Linked DNA regions of Homo sapiens: regions 2 and 3 are each linked to region 1. A link is a contact called in ENCODE Hi-C or POLR2A ChIA-PET data. All regions are on one chromosome and are shown on one strand. Each heading gives the region's core, a stretch centred on a gene start or an enhancer-like site at or near the end of the contact. The rest is flanking DNA. Distances are from core to core; before and after follow the strand shown.

What was found. A loop is a pair of places that touch in the nucleus more often than their neighbours do. ChIA-PET counts read pairs that join two places held with the same protein, here RNA polymerase II (POLR2A). Pooled maps may share reads with other maps.
Region 2: a loop to region 1 is called in a pooled map, with 4 times the contacts of the local background. The contact joins the promoter of DAZAP2 here to the enhancer-like site in region 1. A Hi-C loop is called at or near these places in 1 of 50 pooled maps. POLR2A ChIA-PET finds 5 or more read pairs at or near these places in 3 of 52 experiments (AG04449, activated naive CD8-positive, alpha-beta T cell and naive thymus-derived CD8-positive, alpha-beta T cell).
Region 3: a loop to region 1 is called in a pooled map, with 7 times the contacts of the local background. The contact joins the promoter of LETMD1 here to the enhancer-like site in region 1. A Hi-C loop is called at or near these places in 4 of 50 pooled maps. POLR2A ChIA-PET finds 5 or more read pairs at or near these places in 2 of 52 experiments (Panc1 and activated T-cell).

Annotation. Positions count from the first base shown.
Region 1 is chr12:50,530,310-50,535,446 of GRCh38, reverse strand. The region is part of intron 1 of DIP2B (disco interacting protein 2 homolog B); the gene reads right to left. Among named protein-coding and RNA genes, the nearest start is that of DIP2B, 28 kb to the right of the region's middle. RefSeq lists enhancers at 2,436-2,505, 4,715-5,137. Within about 2 kb of position 2,491, at least 19 of the 41 ENCODE cell types and tissues checked have a DNase peak (open chromatin) inside an H3K27ac peak, as active enhancers do; they include Panc1, where a contact is called at or near this core.
Region 2 is chr12:51,236,417-51,241,553 of GRCh38, reverse strand. DAZAP2 (DAZ associated protein 2) reads right to left here and starts at 2,728. Exons shown (of 4, transcript NM_014764.4): 1 at 2,634-2,728; 2 at 1,093-1,211; 3 at 438-683. The coding sequence starts at 2,646. RefSeq lists enhancers at 1,129-1,765, 2,482-2,731, 2,655-2,949, 3,041-3,678 and a silencer at 2,822-2,931.
Region 3 is chr12:51,045,131-51,050,267 of GRCh38, reverse strand. LETMD1 (LETM1 domain containing 1) reads right to left here and starts at 1,941. Exons shown (of 9, transcript NM_015416.5): 1 at 1,790-1,941; 2 at 1,083-1,234. The coding sequence starts at 1,911. RefSeq lists enhancers at 1,158-1,696, 1,897-1,946, 1,697-2,235, 2,057-2,326, 2,417-2,496 and 1 more.

The DNA of each region.
Region 1 (5,137 bases), core at 1,242-3,741:
TACGGTAAGCCTCGATTGTGCCACTGCACTCCAGCCTGGGTGACAGCGAGACTCTGTTTCAAAAAAAAAAAAAAAAAATTTCCTGATTCCTGGGCTCAAGCAATCGTCCTGCCTTGGCCTCCCAAAGTGCTAGGATTACAGCTATAAGCTACCAGGCCTGGCCTGGATTTTCTTTAAAAAATAACTGCCCAGTTAATTTATTTTTTCTTCTTTTTGAGATAGGCTCACACTCTGTCTCACAGGCTGGAGTGCCGTGGCATAATCACTGCTCACTGCAGCCTTGACCTCCTGGGCTCAGGTGAGTCTCCCACCTTAGCATCCCGGGTAGCTGGGACTACAGGCATGCACCATCACACCCGGCTAATTTTTTAATATTGTTTTGTAGAGACAGGGCTTCACCATCTTGCCCAAGCTGGTCTCAAACTCCCGAGCTCAAATGACCCACCCACCTCAGCCTCCCAAAGTCCTGAGATTATAGAAGTGAGCTATCACGCCAGGCCCTGTTCCAGTGAATTTAAAATAGGATCTCCTTTTCATATACTTTGATAAACAGATCTAATCATAGGTCATCTCAGGAACTAAGAGCTAGGAAGAACTAGATTCTCTCATCTAGCCACTTCATCTCCCAAAGGATAGGAGAGGTTAAATGACTTGCCCAAGGTCACAAAGCTTATAAACAGAAGTGAAACCCAAACCCACAATCTTTTCCATGTTACCTCACTGTCTCTGACATTCTCCTAATCTCAGAATGCTGTCCAGTTGATTTCTCTAAAAACCAACTGAGGCCGGGCATGGTGGCTCACGCCTGTAATCCCAGCACTTTGGGAGGCCGAGGTGGGTGGATCAGCTGAGGTCAGGAGTTCAAGACCAGCCTGACCAACATGGCGAAACCCCATCTGTACAAAAATTAGCCGGGCGTGGTGGCTCATGCCTGTAATCCCAGCTACTCAGGAGGCTGAGGCAGAAGAATCACTTGAACCTGGGAGGTGGAGGTTGCAGTGAACCGAGATTGCGCTACTACACTCCAGTCTGGGCGACACAGTGAGACTCCGTCTCAAAAAAAAAAAAAAAAAAAAATGAAATGAGAATGTGTAAAAAGAGTCCAGTCATTGGGTTTCAAAAGTCTTGAAAGTGTTTTTTTAGACACACATACATAATATAAATTCCCAGAAAATAAGGATTTGGCTAAAACTTGGTTCTCCATGAAAATGAGAAATGAGTCCTCAGCCTGTTGATGCCAACTTGACCAGATGAATCTCTTGTCCCTGAGTTCCCCAAAATGCTGATAAAGTCATATTTTATTCCCCAGAATACATGCCTAATTGGAGTTCTAACTAGTTGACTAATGACTAAAAAATTTAGAATCATGGGGAATGAGTTAGAGTAAGGAGATGGCTTAGAAAAAAATGAATTCTAAGTATTGATGAATTCTAATTATGATAATACCAAGTTCCAACTATCATACCTCAAATCTCTGATTTCACCTTCTGTCACAGGGGGGAAAAAAGTTTCTCCCATCTCCAAAAAGTAACAGGTACTTTTTATAATATAAAGTTAGGCCCGGCTCAGTGGCTCACTCCTATAATCCCAGCACTTTGGGTGGCTGAAAGGCAGGCAGATCACTTGAGCCCAGGAGTTCAAGACCAGCCTAGGCAAAGTAGTGAGAATCTCTGTCTAAAAAAATTTAAAAATTAGCCAGCATGGTGCCCACTTGGGAGGCTGAGGCGGGAGGATTGCTTGAGCCCAAGAGGTAGAGGTTGCAGTGAGCTGTGATCACACCACGGCACTCCAGCCTAGGCAACAGAGCAAGATCCTGTCTCAAAAAAAAAAAAGGAAAAAAGTTGTCTTCCTTGATAGGGCAGTTAAAAAATGGTTAGAATCCACAACTTCCTGTAGGTGAAATCCCTTCTTACCCTTGGAATCTGCTCCCTTTCTGAAGGATCCTCTGCTCACTTTACAGAGAACACATGCAAACACACACAAAATGCAAAACAGCAACAGCCAAAACTCTAGTTCGACGCTACCCTCACCCTACACAACTTGTCAGGGGTTGACCTGCAGTAATGGCTGATAAGGCTGACAGCAAAAGAAAAACAATCATCTTGGTTGGGTTATTTAATTTCAACTGAAGACTAGAAGACTACAAGACTCATCCTTACTACTCTCCTCTCCCTTCCAGAAAGGTCATGAGAAATATGTAGTCTTGAATTTGATGAGACTGAAAACAGAGAATTCCAAAGCATGAGAACTTATTACTAAACAACTGCTAATTAAAACAAAATGGACACTTTAATATTCTTTAAATTAATTCTATGTAAAACCTGATGAGGTAAACAAATATGGTCATGTCTTGTTCTTTATGACTCACTGTGACTCTGTCACATCCTCCTTCTCACTACTACCTTTGCTGTTAAGCACACAAACCATTTTAGATAACAGCTTGTAAAAGTTGGGAAAGCAGTTTCCTGTCAAATGAATCAGAAATAGATCACTGAAAAACCAGCCCGGTGAGGGCCAGAGGAGTCACTAACAAAGAGTTACTCTAATTCACTCAAGGCTTAAGTTTCTCTGCGTTTTTTCTCACACAGGAAAGAGTAAGACTTATACACTGCCCTTTCTTCCCCCACTTCCCTGAGAGCCCAAGGACAGCGCCCTGCTCCTTCTAGAGGAAAGGGGGTTACCCACACTCCCTTCTCTCAGGTCAAACCACACCCTACATTCCCAGCTGAGACTAGAGACCTCTTGTCTCACCTACTCTTACTCATCTTCTCTGGCACATCCTCACCTCACCTACCTTTCATGTCACTGACCACAGTGACTTTCCACAGAAGCACAGCTGCTTAAATGCTGGTGGGTTTTTTTGTATGTCTTCACAATGCATGTTCCAAGGATACATATATTACACTCTTATTTTTATTTGTTTTTTGTTTTTTGAGACAGAATCTGGCTCTGTCGCCCAGGCTGGAGTGCTGTGGTGCGATCTGGCTCACTGCAGCCTTCACCTCCCAGATTCAAGCGATCCTCCCACCTCAGACTCCCAAGTAGCTGGGATTACAGGCGCATGCCACCACACCTGGCTAATTTTTGTATTTTTAGTAGACACGCGGTTTCACTATGCTGGCCAGACTGGTCTGGAACTCCTGACCTTAAATGATCTGCCTGCCTCAGCCTCCCAAAGTGCTGGGATTACAGGCATGAGCCACCGCACCCGGCCAACACTCTTATTTTTAACTCAGAGAATACTCATAAGGCCACTAGGCAAGAACTCCCTCAGCTTCCTCATCCATCACCTATGAGTATCTGCCTCTGCTCCCATCCTTTCCTTCTTCCCTTCTGTTTCAGCAGAAAAGGAGTCATTCCTGGCATCCTGAATGATCACTCCAGCAGCACTTAGGGTCTCAAGCTTTGCTGACTCAGGGAGACCTCGTTCCATCACATCTTTCTACTCTAGACTTTCAATTCCTCCTCCCCAAGACCTCTTACCCCTCCACCAACAAATGAACACACTCAAGTCTCTACCTTCTTAACATAATTCATTTGTTTGGCCATCAAATATTTGTTGAGTGCCTACTACAGGCCAGGAGCAATTTTTTACTCTGGAGATAAAGCAGTGAATAAAACTAAGTTCCTGCCCTCAGGCAACTTATTTTCTAGTGAGGAGAGAGACAAAGAACAGATGAATGTGTATATATCCTAGCTACTTCCTTTCTCTCCACCTCACACGGCCAGGCTTGAAACAGCAGGGTACCCCGCCTGCCTCTACTTCCACTTCCTCTCTGCTTTGCATTCCTTATCCACTTTCAACAGGCTGCAGTGCCCCTTCCTTGCCCCAACCCTGTCCCTAAACCCTACTAAAACAGCTTAGGCAAAGGTCACCACCAATGACCTCTGCTTGTAATCTCAATTGCATTTTCTCAGTCCTAGTCTCAAACTCTATGCAACAAGAGACACTTAATACTCCTTGTTGTTTTGCTCTTCTCCCTCTGGTCACTCATACCCCTCTGACCTCTTTTCCAGGTTCTTTTTTTCAGCTTCCCCCTTAAATGGTGGTGCTTTCCAGTTCTGTGTTTAGCCTCTGCTCACTCAATATGCTCTCCTTGGCTGGGTGCAGCGGCTCACACCTATAATCCCAGCACTCTGGGAGGCCGAGGTGGGCGGATCACAAGGTCAGGAGATCGAGACCATCCTGGCTAACATGGTGAAACCCCATCTCTACTAAAAATACAAAAAAAAATTAGCCAGGCGTGGTGACAGGCATCTGTAGTCCCAGCTACTCGGGAGGCTGAGGCAGGAGAATGGCGTGAACCCAGAAGTCAGAACTTGTAGTGAGCTGAGATTGCGCCACCGCACTCCAGCCTGGGCGACAGAGCGAGACTCCATCTCAACATATATAATATGCTCTCCTTGGACAATCTCAATCATGCCCACTGCTTCCACTATCAGCGATACATGCTAAGGAATACTGAATGTATATCTTCAGGACAGGCCTTTCTACAGAACTCCAAATCCACACACCCAACTGCTGCTACAGATCTCCATTTGCATGTCCCCAAAACCTCTCAAATTCAGTAAAACTGAATTTTCTCTCCCCCTACACCCTAAACTGTTCTTCTGCCTCTATTCCCTGTTTTAGGAAATGGTGCCATCTTTCTCTCAAGATGCCTAAGGAAGAAACTTACCAGTCCGCCTTTCTCCTATCACACCTACAAATCTCTGTGCACACCTCCTCCTCCTCCATACTAGTCTCGTAAATTCTCCCTGCTTAAATACTTCTTTTCATTCCCTCTTCCCTAATCCTACTGCAGAGACAGCTCATTTCAGTAGCCTCCTGTAAGTCTTCCTGCCCTGTCTTACCTGCTCTTATTTAAGGCTATTTTGCACTTTTTCTATGTAAATAGTATCACTTGGTTGTGTGACACAGCAACCTGAAACTATTCTCCTCTAAGGCGATCTCCAACAAACACAGATGTCATCCACTCCTGCTTACAATACTTCAGTGGCTTCCCATGAATGCTCTTCCCAAAGATGCTATATGATGCTCTTTCCCCTGAAGAAAGTGATGGAGGAGGCAGGGCACAGTGGCTCACGCCTGTAATCCCAGCACTTTGGGAGGCTGAGGCGGGCAGATCATGAGGTC
Region 2 (5,137 bases), core at 1,479-3,978, 710 kb before region 1:
GAAAAAATGATAACTAAAATTGTTAATATCTTTCTAAAAGCTACTTACTAGGGATTATACATTCTACTTTTTTAATTATCAGGGTTCCTAGTGCAACACCATGCTGATGGCAAATATTAAGTAAATGGTAAATGCTTATGGAATGAATAAGGAGCATTACTAGACCAGTTCAGTGTACCACAATGAACTGGAAAAGCAGCAAGCAGGACTCGACAGACATGAAAACAAAAGAATCTGGTTAACTCAGCCCCCAGTGAGATGCTACTCACTTGCCACAGTTCTGCCCCCTCAAACACTTTCTGCCTGAGTATTGGATGTCAGTAGTTGTACCAACACTGGCAACTATCATCCAGAAATGGTAAGAGAATGAATATGAAGTCATTTCAGAAAGTTAAAATACACAAGGGCTGAGTTTCTTCTGATGAGGTCATACTCACAGGAATGTTGCCAGCAGTAGCCCCAGCTCCAAATCTGGCACCTGCATCATACCCTCCTTCCACCAGCACTGTGGAGCCAGGTGGATAGATGGGACCGACTGGATAATAAGCCATGGGGATTGTGGAACCTAAAGGCCCAACAGCCACAGACTGGGCCATGGGAAGATACAGAGAGGCTCCAGGAAATGCGGCTGACATGGTGGGGACTGTGGCAGCCCCTGGGTGCACAAAGCTCGGACGATAGAGCTAGAAGAGGCAGAAGAGAAGGCAAAATGTTACTTTATGACATTCCTATTTGAGATCTCTTTAATGAGCTAATTCTTAATTCTCCTTATGCAGGTTATACTTTTTGTAAGATTATACAAGTTGCCTTTCCACTGGCCTTCAATATTCTCCTGGATCACTTTCTGCTATAGCTAATGTTGGGCTCACAGAACGCAAATTCATCTTCTGCACCTTAGCCTGTGCCAAATAACACAAAATCATCAAATAATGCACTTTCAACTCCGACAAAAATTGCCAAATTATATAGTGTTTTAGATTATTCATGTTAGCATTTGTGAAGAGTAAATATGTGAAGTCAGATTTAGCTAAGGACTAAAGGACCACCCTAAGAGTATTCCCAGCTAGTTCAAATCTGGCAAACTGGAAGCACCTCTGAGTAGGCAGGTGGAGCATCGGTATAGGGTGGAGCCTGAGGAAGATGCAAGGTCTGAGGGTATACTGGATTCCCAGGAGGCTGCACAGGGTAGGTTGGCTGTGTTGGATATTGACCTGAAAGACAAGAAAAAAATGAAGGTTGCCTACTACACAGAGCTACCAAAATGAGGCAGGTCATATCGGGTAGCTAACTTAGTGGGAGCAAGCAGAAGGGGATTTGCAAATAGTCTGCCCCAGAGGGCCTGATTCCTGGAACTAAGAAAATATGCATTGTCTTTGCACCCTTAAAATGGAAGGTGCTGGATTCTAACGAGACAAGAAAGGCACTGCTCACTGCTCCTACTAACATACCGAAGTAAGGGGTTAAGTCTACCTGGGCCCAAGTTCCCTCCGGAATGCAGGACAGGTCTGGGGTTCTGGCCTGCTGCTGTTCTGGCTTATCAAGGGTGCCTCTGCTCTAGGTAGTCTCCACAGCCTGTCTACAACCAGCCCAGACTTCGTGGGTAACAGCAGTTCTGATTTTCCTTACAGATTACTATTCAAGGTCGACTTCCAAACAAAGGGTGTGAATGATGGAAGTGAACCGTGAGACTGGGAAAAGGGTGCAGGGCTGAGGGGTGAGGAGGAATATCCTCACTGGAAAAGCGGGGGATCAGGTTTGGTTTTTTGTTTGTTCTGAGACGGAGTCTCGCTCTTTTGCCCAGGCTGGAGTGCAGTGGCGCGATCTCGGCTCACTGCAACCTCCGTCTCCTGGGTTCAAGCAATTCTCCTACCCCAGCCTCCCGAGTAGCTGGGATTACAGGCGCCCGCCACCACGCCCAGCTGATTTTTGTATTTTTTAATAGAGACGGGGTTTCACCACGTTGGCCAGGCTGGTCTCGAACTCTTGACCTCAGGTGATCCGCCCGCCTCGACCTCCCAAACTGCTGGGATTACAGGCGTGAGCAACCTCGCTCGGCCTTTTTTTTTTTTTTTTTTCTATTCCTTTTTTACCCCCTCAACCTATTCCTGCGTTATGGGAATCATGTTCCGACAGACACACTGGTACAACCACAGAAAAGGGGAGAAGTTCTGATCCCGTCAGCGAAGGGCGAGGGGGTGCGAAGGGAAGGAAAAGAGACCTCACAGGCCCCGGCCCACGAACCAACTCCAGCAATTCAGTAGTTAAGTTCGGCCCCGCTGGGGGTTCCGGAGCGCGGCGCCCCGCCTCCGCCGGCTCTCCATTGGCCTACGCGAATGCCTGCGCTAGCGCTCTATTTGCTCCTGCGGATGCCCATCATGTCAAGCCCCCCCACCACCCGAGCCCGCAGCTCCAAACTGCGCCACAGAGTTTACGGAGGAAAGGGCCTGGAGGCAGCAAGCTGCCGTAATTTGGGTATGACGAAGGCGTCAGGCGCAGCGCCCTGGACTGCAGCCGGCCAAGGAGCATGGCGCAGCCCACCCCAAACCTGGCGTTTGGTGACCCTGGGCTCCGAATCCGCTCGCTCTGGGCCAGCAGTACTCCCCCCGACGGCCTCTGCCACCCTCGGTCCTTGCCTTTGCTGTTCATGGTGGTTGCGGGTCCGGTTTGTCTCGGCGTCGCGGACGGTTATTTTTTTCGTCCTCTTCCTGTTCGGAGCTACTTCCGTGTCACATGATGGTCCGTCCGCCTAGCGTCACCCGACGCCCGAGTGGCGCTGCCGCCGGAAACTCCGCCCCTGCTCCGGGCCTCCAGTCGGCCGCGGGAGGGTCCGCGCGGTCCCGCCCACTCGCCTTGGCCCCACCCCCTGCTCGTTTCTGTCCTCCCCCCCCCTACCGGTGTCCCTCAGCTGGAGAAAAACCAAATGCAGGTATTGTCTGGAAACAGGATCTTTTCTCTGTTGGACGCTCGGATGCAGAACGATGCAAGCATTCCCCGGAACCTTTTTCCACCTACACGCATTCACTCAAGGTCACCTCACCTTGGCAACCTTCCACGAGGGGCTTAGATTTCTGCAAATTTGTCGCACTGCCTGAAATCGGCTCCCCACACCTTAGTTTATCATGCGTCCCTCCCCACCAAGCCCAACTTAAGCTTCAGCTCTGTTAAAATTTATTTTGCCACTCCAGCTCACATGTATCCTTTCCTGAATGAGACCTGCACTGGAATCTTCGCTGCCCTGTCTTCCCCAGGACAGTCGTTGCCTTTCTCACGTACAGGAAGGGGTTATGTTTTCCGTGCTGTACGCAACACCTGGCACTGAAACTGACATAACTGCACTACCCATGGAGTGTTTGTGGCCCTTTCCTTTTTTTAGCACCTGTTGCAGGTGACCTGTATGGTACCTCTATTTTTCTCTATGTATGGCTTCTCTTTCTAACCTAATTATCCTTAAGGGCAAAGATGGCATCCTTTAGGGCAGCGATTAAGTGTTTTCTTTTCTTTTTCTTTTTTTTTTGAGACGGAGTCTTGCTCGCTTGCCCAGGCTAGAGTGCAGTGGGGCGATCTCACCACAGCCTCCACCTCCCGGGTTCAGGCAATTCTCCTGCCTCAGCTTCCTGAGTAGCTGGGCCTACAGGCGTGCGCCACCATTCCTGGCTAATTTTTGTATTTTTAGTAGAGACGGGGTTTCACTATGTTGGCCAGGCTGGTTTTCTTTCTTTCTAAAAAAAGTTTTAATTTTTTCTTTTCTTTTTTTTTTTTTTTTTTTTTTTGAGATGGAGTCTTGCTCTGTCGCCCAGGCTGGAGTGCAGTGGCATGATCTCGGTTCACTGCAACCTCCGCCTCCTGGGTTCAAGCAATTCTCCTGCCTCAGCCTCCCGAATAGCTGGGATTACAGGTGCCCGCCACCACGACCGGCAAATTTTGTATTTTTTAGTAGAGACGGGGTTTCACCATGTTGGCCAGGCTGGTCTCGAACTCCTGACCTCAGGTGATCCACCTGCCTCGGCCTCCCAAGGTTCTGGGATTACAGGCATAAGCCACTGCGCCGAGCCTTATTTTTATTTATTTATTTATTTATTTATTTATTTATTTATTTATTTATTTATTTTTGAGACAGAGGCTTGGTCTGTCGCCAGGCTGGAGTGCAGTGGCGCAATCTCAGCTCACTGCAACCTCCGCCTCCAGGGTTCTAAGCGATTCTCCTGCCTCAGCCTCCCGACTAGCTGGGATTACAGGCACGTGCTATTCATTTTTTAATACAGAGATGGGGTCTCCCTGTGTTGGCCAGGCTGGTCTTGAATTTCCAGCCTCAAGCGATCTTGCCACCTCCATTGTCCAATGATTAAAGGGTTAACTCTTAGGACCCAGGAACTCTCCTGGGCCTACCTCCTGCTCATGTAAACTGCCCTCAGATTGGTCAGGCCTACTTTACAGGTTGTTGGGTATTTTGCTTGTCACAGTGGGACCTGGGCATTGGGAAAACCAGGGCAGAGCCAAATGAGATTACTAACAAAAATGAAAGAGTTGCAGGCCAGTGCTTTCTCTGGCAGGTGGAATTAAGAAGTAAATGGTGGCTGGGTGCAACAGCTCACACCTGTAATCCCAACACTTTGGGCAGCCTAGGCAGGAGGATCGCTTGAGCCAGGAGTTCAGAACCAGCCTAGGCAGCATAGTGAGACTTCATCTCTACAAAAAAAAGTAGTAGTAATTAGCTACTTTCTTGAACAGGATCAAACTTTGGCATTTTCTTCATTCTCGTAGATTCCCCAATGAGATGAAGATGTTTATTTGGTCATTTATCAAACATTCTTTCTTACATTAATTTAACAAATATTTTTTGAGCACCTATTATGTGCCAGGCCCTGTGACAGGCACTAGGGAAATAATAATGAAGAGACAGGCATAGTCCATACTCTCATGGAATTTATGGTCTACCTAATGGGAGAGACAGAAAAGTGAACACATAATATGATTAGTGCTGACATAAAGACAGCATGGAGTGTGAGGAGAACACATAGGTGAGGCACCTACTCTATTCTGATGTAGTCAGGGAAGGTTTCCTGATGCAAGTGATGTCTGAGATGAAATCTGAAGGGTGAGAGCAGGTTAAGCAAGTGAAGAGGGTTCCTGGAAGAGG
Region 3 (5,137 bases), core at 692-3,191, 520 kb before region 1:
CTGGGCGACACGGTGAGACTCAAAAAAAAAAAAAATTCATAATAAAAAGTTTAAAAACAAACACAAATGCTTTCATCCCTTTCTCTCATTTGATCCTATTTATCTACATGAAAACAGAAAAAGCAGCCAATTTTATCTCTACAAATTAAGGATAAGTAATTTTTCAAGTCCATGAAGCTAGTAATAATTATGATAATGTTCAGATTTGACAATGTAGTTTATTATAGTGTTATGATAAAAGCATAGAGCATATTATAGATTTGGTGCAAAAGCAATTGTGGTTTTTGCCACTGAAAGCCAAAAGCCGCAATTACTTTTGCACCAACTTATAATACTGTTAGGTAACATTTAGATGAAAATAAGTTAACATTTACTTGGCACTTACTAGGGATCAGGACCTGTTCTAGGTACTTTACATGTATCAATTTTTAAAGTCTTCACAATCATGTGATAAATAGGTAGGTTCCATTACTCCCATTTTACACATAAGAAAACCAAGGAAAGAGGGGTTAATTAATTAGTCCAATCGCACAGTGACGAACTGGGATTTGAATCAGGCAATCTGGCTCCAGAGTAGACACTTGACACGATACATATCTTCTCCTAGTAACTAAGGATCTCTGATTTGAAACAAAACATTTAGAAACCAAGTATTATGTAGGGCTATTGCCACTACAACATACTACCTAATATAGATTCATAACAAGGGTTAGACCTCATTTTCCTATGGGTAAGTCAACTGATACATCACAGGGCAGGTCTATACAGCCACAGATCCCTGCCGTGTGCAAGGCAAAAAATTTCTACTATAGCCAGGTGTGTGGTTAAGAAAGTACGAGAACATACCTATATTCTCCCTCCCTCATGTTGCTGTCATAAGTTGTTTCTCATAACATCTTTCTAGAAACATTCTCAAGAAGTGCTAATTTATAGGAATTAGTTTAAGGCGCAGGCATTTATGAAATATAAGATATCTCGGCTCACATCCCCATAGCAGAACCTGCAAATGATCTTATTTATGCTAACTCTTTGACCCTGCCCAAGAGCTGATTCCGGAATTTCTATTGTAGTTTCGTTTTTACCTTTCATGAAGATTGTGTACAGGACATAGAAGCGGGGGAAATGACGACCCAAGAAACGATGGTATTTCCCATTAATCGCTTTTGTCTTGGTTACCACATAAGACATCAAGTTCTTCACATCTGCCTTTGGAGAAAGGTGAAGCTTTGAAGACCTACAAGGAAGATCAAAGAGACTATCTGGGAATCAGTCCTAGAAGCTCCCTCACGCCTTGAGTCCCTAATGTAAAGCAGGAGTCTCGGAGATTGTATCCCAAGGCTTGACACTTCTGAAATCCAAGGAAGGTCTTGGGGTCAAGAAGAGATAGGCAATCAGACTGTGAAACACAAATCAGGCAAAGGCCAGGCAGGAAAGTAACTCAGGGTATGCCTCTGGAGAGAGCGCAATGCCTGTGGGACAATTTGAACTGCAGGCTAAGTCAGAAAGAGGTGGAATCGAGATAGCAGCGGTAAAACCTGAGCCGAAAAAGTGAGGCTGAAAGATGAGCTCAGGACACGCGGGGAAACCAGACAATATGGGGCACTGAGAGTACAGAGGGTCAGGAAGCCGGGTCACTAGTGGGGATCGGAGTTTGAATCCTGAACAGAAGAATAAAAATTCCAGGGCCAAGGCGTGGAACTCTGAGAATTAAGAGACAGAATGCAAGCAAGGTTGAGACACTGAAAGAGCCTGGACGTCAAAAATGCTTTTCTCGCTACAGGTCCCTCACCGAGGGGCCCCCCAAGCCAGGCCAGAGCGACCAAGTTGCAGCCTCCGGGTGACAAAATGTCCAGGGGTGACTGCCGAGCCCCACACAGCCGACCGAGCCCAGCACACCCTGGAGAGCGCCATCTTCACAGCGAGAGAAGCGGGAGAGAAGAGGTTGTCTTTGGGTCAAAGTTAACCGTACGTCGCGTTCGTTCGAAGACGCATGCGTCTTTTCTGAGCGCTGATTGGTAGCCATAGCCTGCTTGGCTCCAGCACAAGCCAGGAGAGGGAAGGACTCAAAGACTAAGTGCGGAAGGAGGGCCAGGATTGGACACAGCAGTACTTCCAGGTTTAAAGGCGCCGGAAACAGGGTGTCCCAGAGGGAGCGAGTTCTTATGCCACTGGTGTGGGTTTGCGACGCGGAGGGCACCCTGTCCTTGAGGCGCCCAGTGACCCTCCGCGATTCCTTAGGGCCTCAGGGCTTCCCAGCGCCGCCCTTGCCCTCTGCCTGGACTCGGGGCGTCGGAGCCTCGACTGTTAGGTAGCAGATGTCAGTTTGCCAGTGCCTGGGGCTAGGAGGACCCGCGGCGCCCTCTAATGGTGCCGGCGTGGATAGGCCGGGAACTGTCCACTTTCCAGTCAGTCTGGCGGCGAAGGTTGGAGGCCTGGGAGCGGCCCCTGTGCGGACTGAGTACACTTTTTCCTCTCTTTGTCGTTTCCAGAACTAAGTTTGTGGGAAAATGGTTTTCGTTAAGCACCTACCGAAGACCAAGCTCTGTCTCAACTTAAATGTTACTATTCTGAGAGGATTTCTGTGACCACCCTATCTGAAGCAGTGCCGGCGAAAAGGACACACTTCACACTTATTCTCATGTTACTCTGTTTTGTTTTGTTTTGTTGTTTTGTTTTTGTGACAGTTTTGCTCTGTCGCCCCGGCTGGAGTGCAGTGGCGCGATCTTGGCTCACTGCAGCCTCCGCCTCCCGGGTTCAAGCGATTCTCCTGCCTCAGCCTCCCGAGTATCTGGGATTACAGGCGTCCGCCACCACGCCCGGCTAATTTTTGTATTTTTAGTAGAGACGGGATCTCACTATGTTGGTCAGGCTGGTCTTCAACTCCTGGCCTCAAGTGATCCGCCAGCCTTGGCCTCCCAAAGTGCTGGGATTACAGGCGTGAGCCACTGCACCCGGCCTTGTATTTTCTTTGTAGCATCTGTCACTTACAGTGTTTATGTATTTGTGTCCTTGTTTGACAGCTCCCTGAACTAGAATGAGGGTAAGCATCTTCTCTGCCTTGTTCATTGCTGCACCTCCAACACTAGGTGCCTTACTTAGCACATAGTAGGTGTTCAGTAAACATGTTTGAATAGATTCATACTTGAAACTAAGAAGGATTCCCAGAAGTGGTACTTAACTGCCTCCAAGAATTAACAGTCCTCTTGGATATATATGAATATTTATTCTTCATGGAAGGTGGTAGAGCATCCCATGTGGGTTCCCTGGATATAGGTTCAATCTTGGCATTGACGTTTGTTTTAGTGAATGTTACCTTGGATATGTCACTTTAGCTCTGAGTTTATTTCCCTTATAATAGTACCTACTTTATAAGAAATCTTTGAGGATCCAAAGAGAATACAGCTGTGAAAGCTCCCACATCTGTATAATGCTTTATGGGTCACAGAGCTTTATATTAGCACAGGTTATTAATGACTGTACCACTCGTGCAGTCAGAGGAAAAGTTTTAAAAGATGGCCCTGGATCTTCACAAGTGTTGGGTAGATGGGGTGGACGGGATAGAAAGTTGACTAAGACGGCTGGGCGCCGTGGCTCATGCCTGTAATCCCAGCACTTTGGGAGGCCGAAGCGGGCTGATTACCCGAGGTCAGGAGTTCGAGACCAGCCTGGACAACATGGTGAAACCTCATCTCTACTAAGAATACAAAAATTAGCCGGATGTGGTGGTGGGCGCCTGTAATCCCAGCTACTCGGGAGGCTGAGGCAGGAGAATCGCTTTAACCCAGGAGGCGGAGGTTGAGGTGAGCCAAGATCGCACCACTGCACTCCAGCCTGGGCAACAGAGTGAGACTGTCTCAAAAAAAAAAAAAAAAAAAAAAAAGTTGACTAAGACATGGTCTTCATATTCAGGTAGTTTTTTTTTTTGTTTTTTTTTTTTTTGGAGACAGAGTCTCACTCTGTCACCCAGGCTGGAGTGCAGTGGCGCAATTTCAGCTCACTGCAACCTTCATCTCCCGGATTCAAGTGATTCTCCTGCCTCAGCCTCCCAAGTAGCTGGGTTTACAGGCGCCCGCCACCATGCCCAGACAACTTTTGTATTCTTTTTTTTTTTTTTTGACACGGAGTCTCGCTCTGTTGCCCAGGCTGGAGTGCAGTGGCGCAATCTCGGCTCACTGCAACTTCCGCCTCCCGGATTCACACCATTCTCCTGCATCAGCCTCCCGAGTAGCTGGGACTGCAGGTGCCCACCACCACACCTGGCTAATTTTTTGTATTTTCAGTAGAAACGGGGTTTCACCATGTTAGCCAGGATGGTCTTGATCTCCTGACCTCGTGATCCTCCCACCTCGGCCTCCCAAAGTGCTGGGATTAGAGGTGTGAGCCATCACACCCAGTCCAATTTTTGTATTCTTAGTAGAGACGCGGTTTCACCATGTTGGCCAGGCTAGTCTCGAACTCCTGAACTCAGGTGATCTGCCCACCTCAGCTTCGCAAAGTGCTGGGATTACAGGCGTGAGCCAACGTGCCCAGCCATCTTCAGGTAGCTTCTGAGTCATGTCAACTACTCAAGAATGTTCAGCTCTAAAATTCTGGAACTCTCTTGGAAAGGAGACAAAATCAGAATTTTGTGGAGAAAATAGGAAGGAACTGTGTCTGAAAGGATGGAGTAGAGGGGAAGGCATTTCATGCAATGAAAGAATGTGGCAGGAACACAGGTCATTCCTCAGACTTTTCTTTCTTTCTCTTCCTTCCTTTCCTTCCTTTTCTTTCTTTCCTTCCTCTCTTTCTTTCTCTTTCTCTCTTTCTTTCTTTCATAGGGTCTCGCTGTGTCGCCCAGGCTAGAGTGCAGTGGCCCCATCATGGCTCACTGCAGCCTTGATCTCCTGGGCTCAAGTGGTCCTCTCACCTCAGCCTCCCAAGTAGCTGGGATTACAGGCGCATGCCGCCACGCCCAGCTAATTTTTGTGTTTTTAGTAGAGATAGAGATTTGCCACGTTAGCCAGGCTGATCTTGAACTCCTAGACTCAAGCAATTCCCCTGCCTTGATCTCCCAAAGTGCTGGGATTACAGACTTGAGCCACTGCACCCAGCCCTTTCCTGAGATATTTATTTAGTGTTTAGGCCTCTTCCCCCTTTC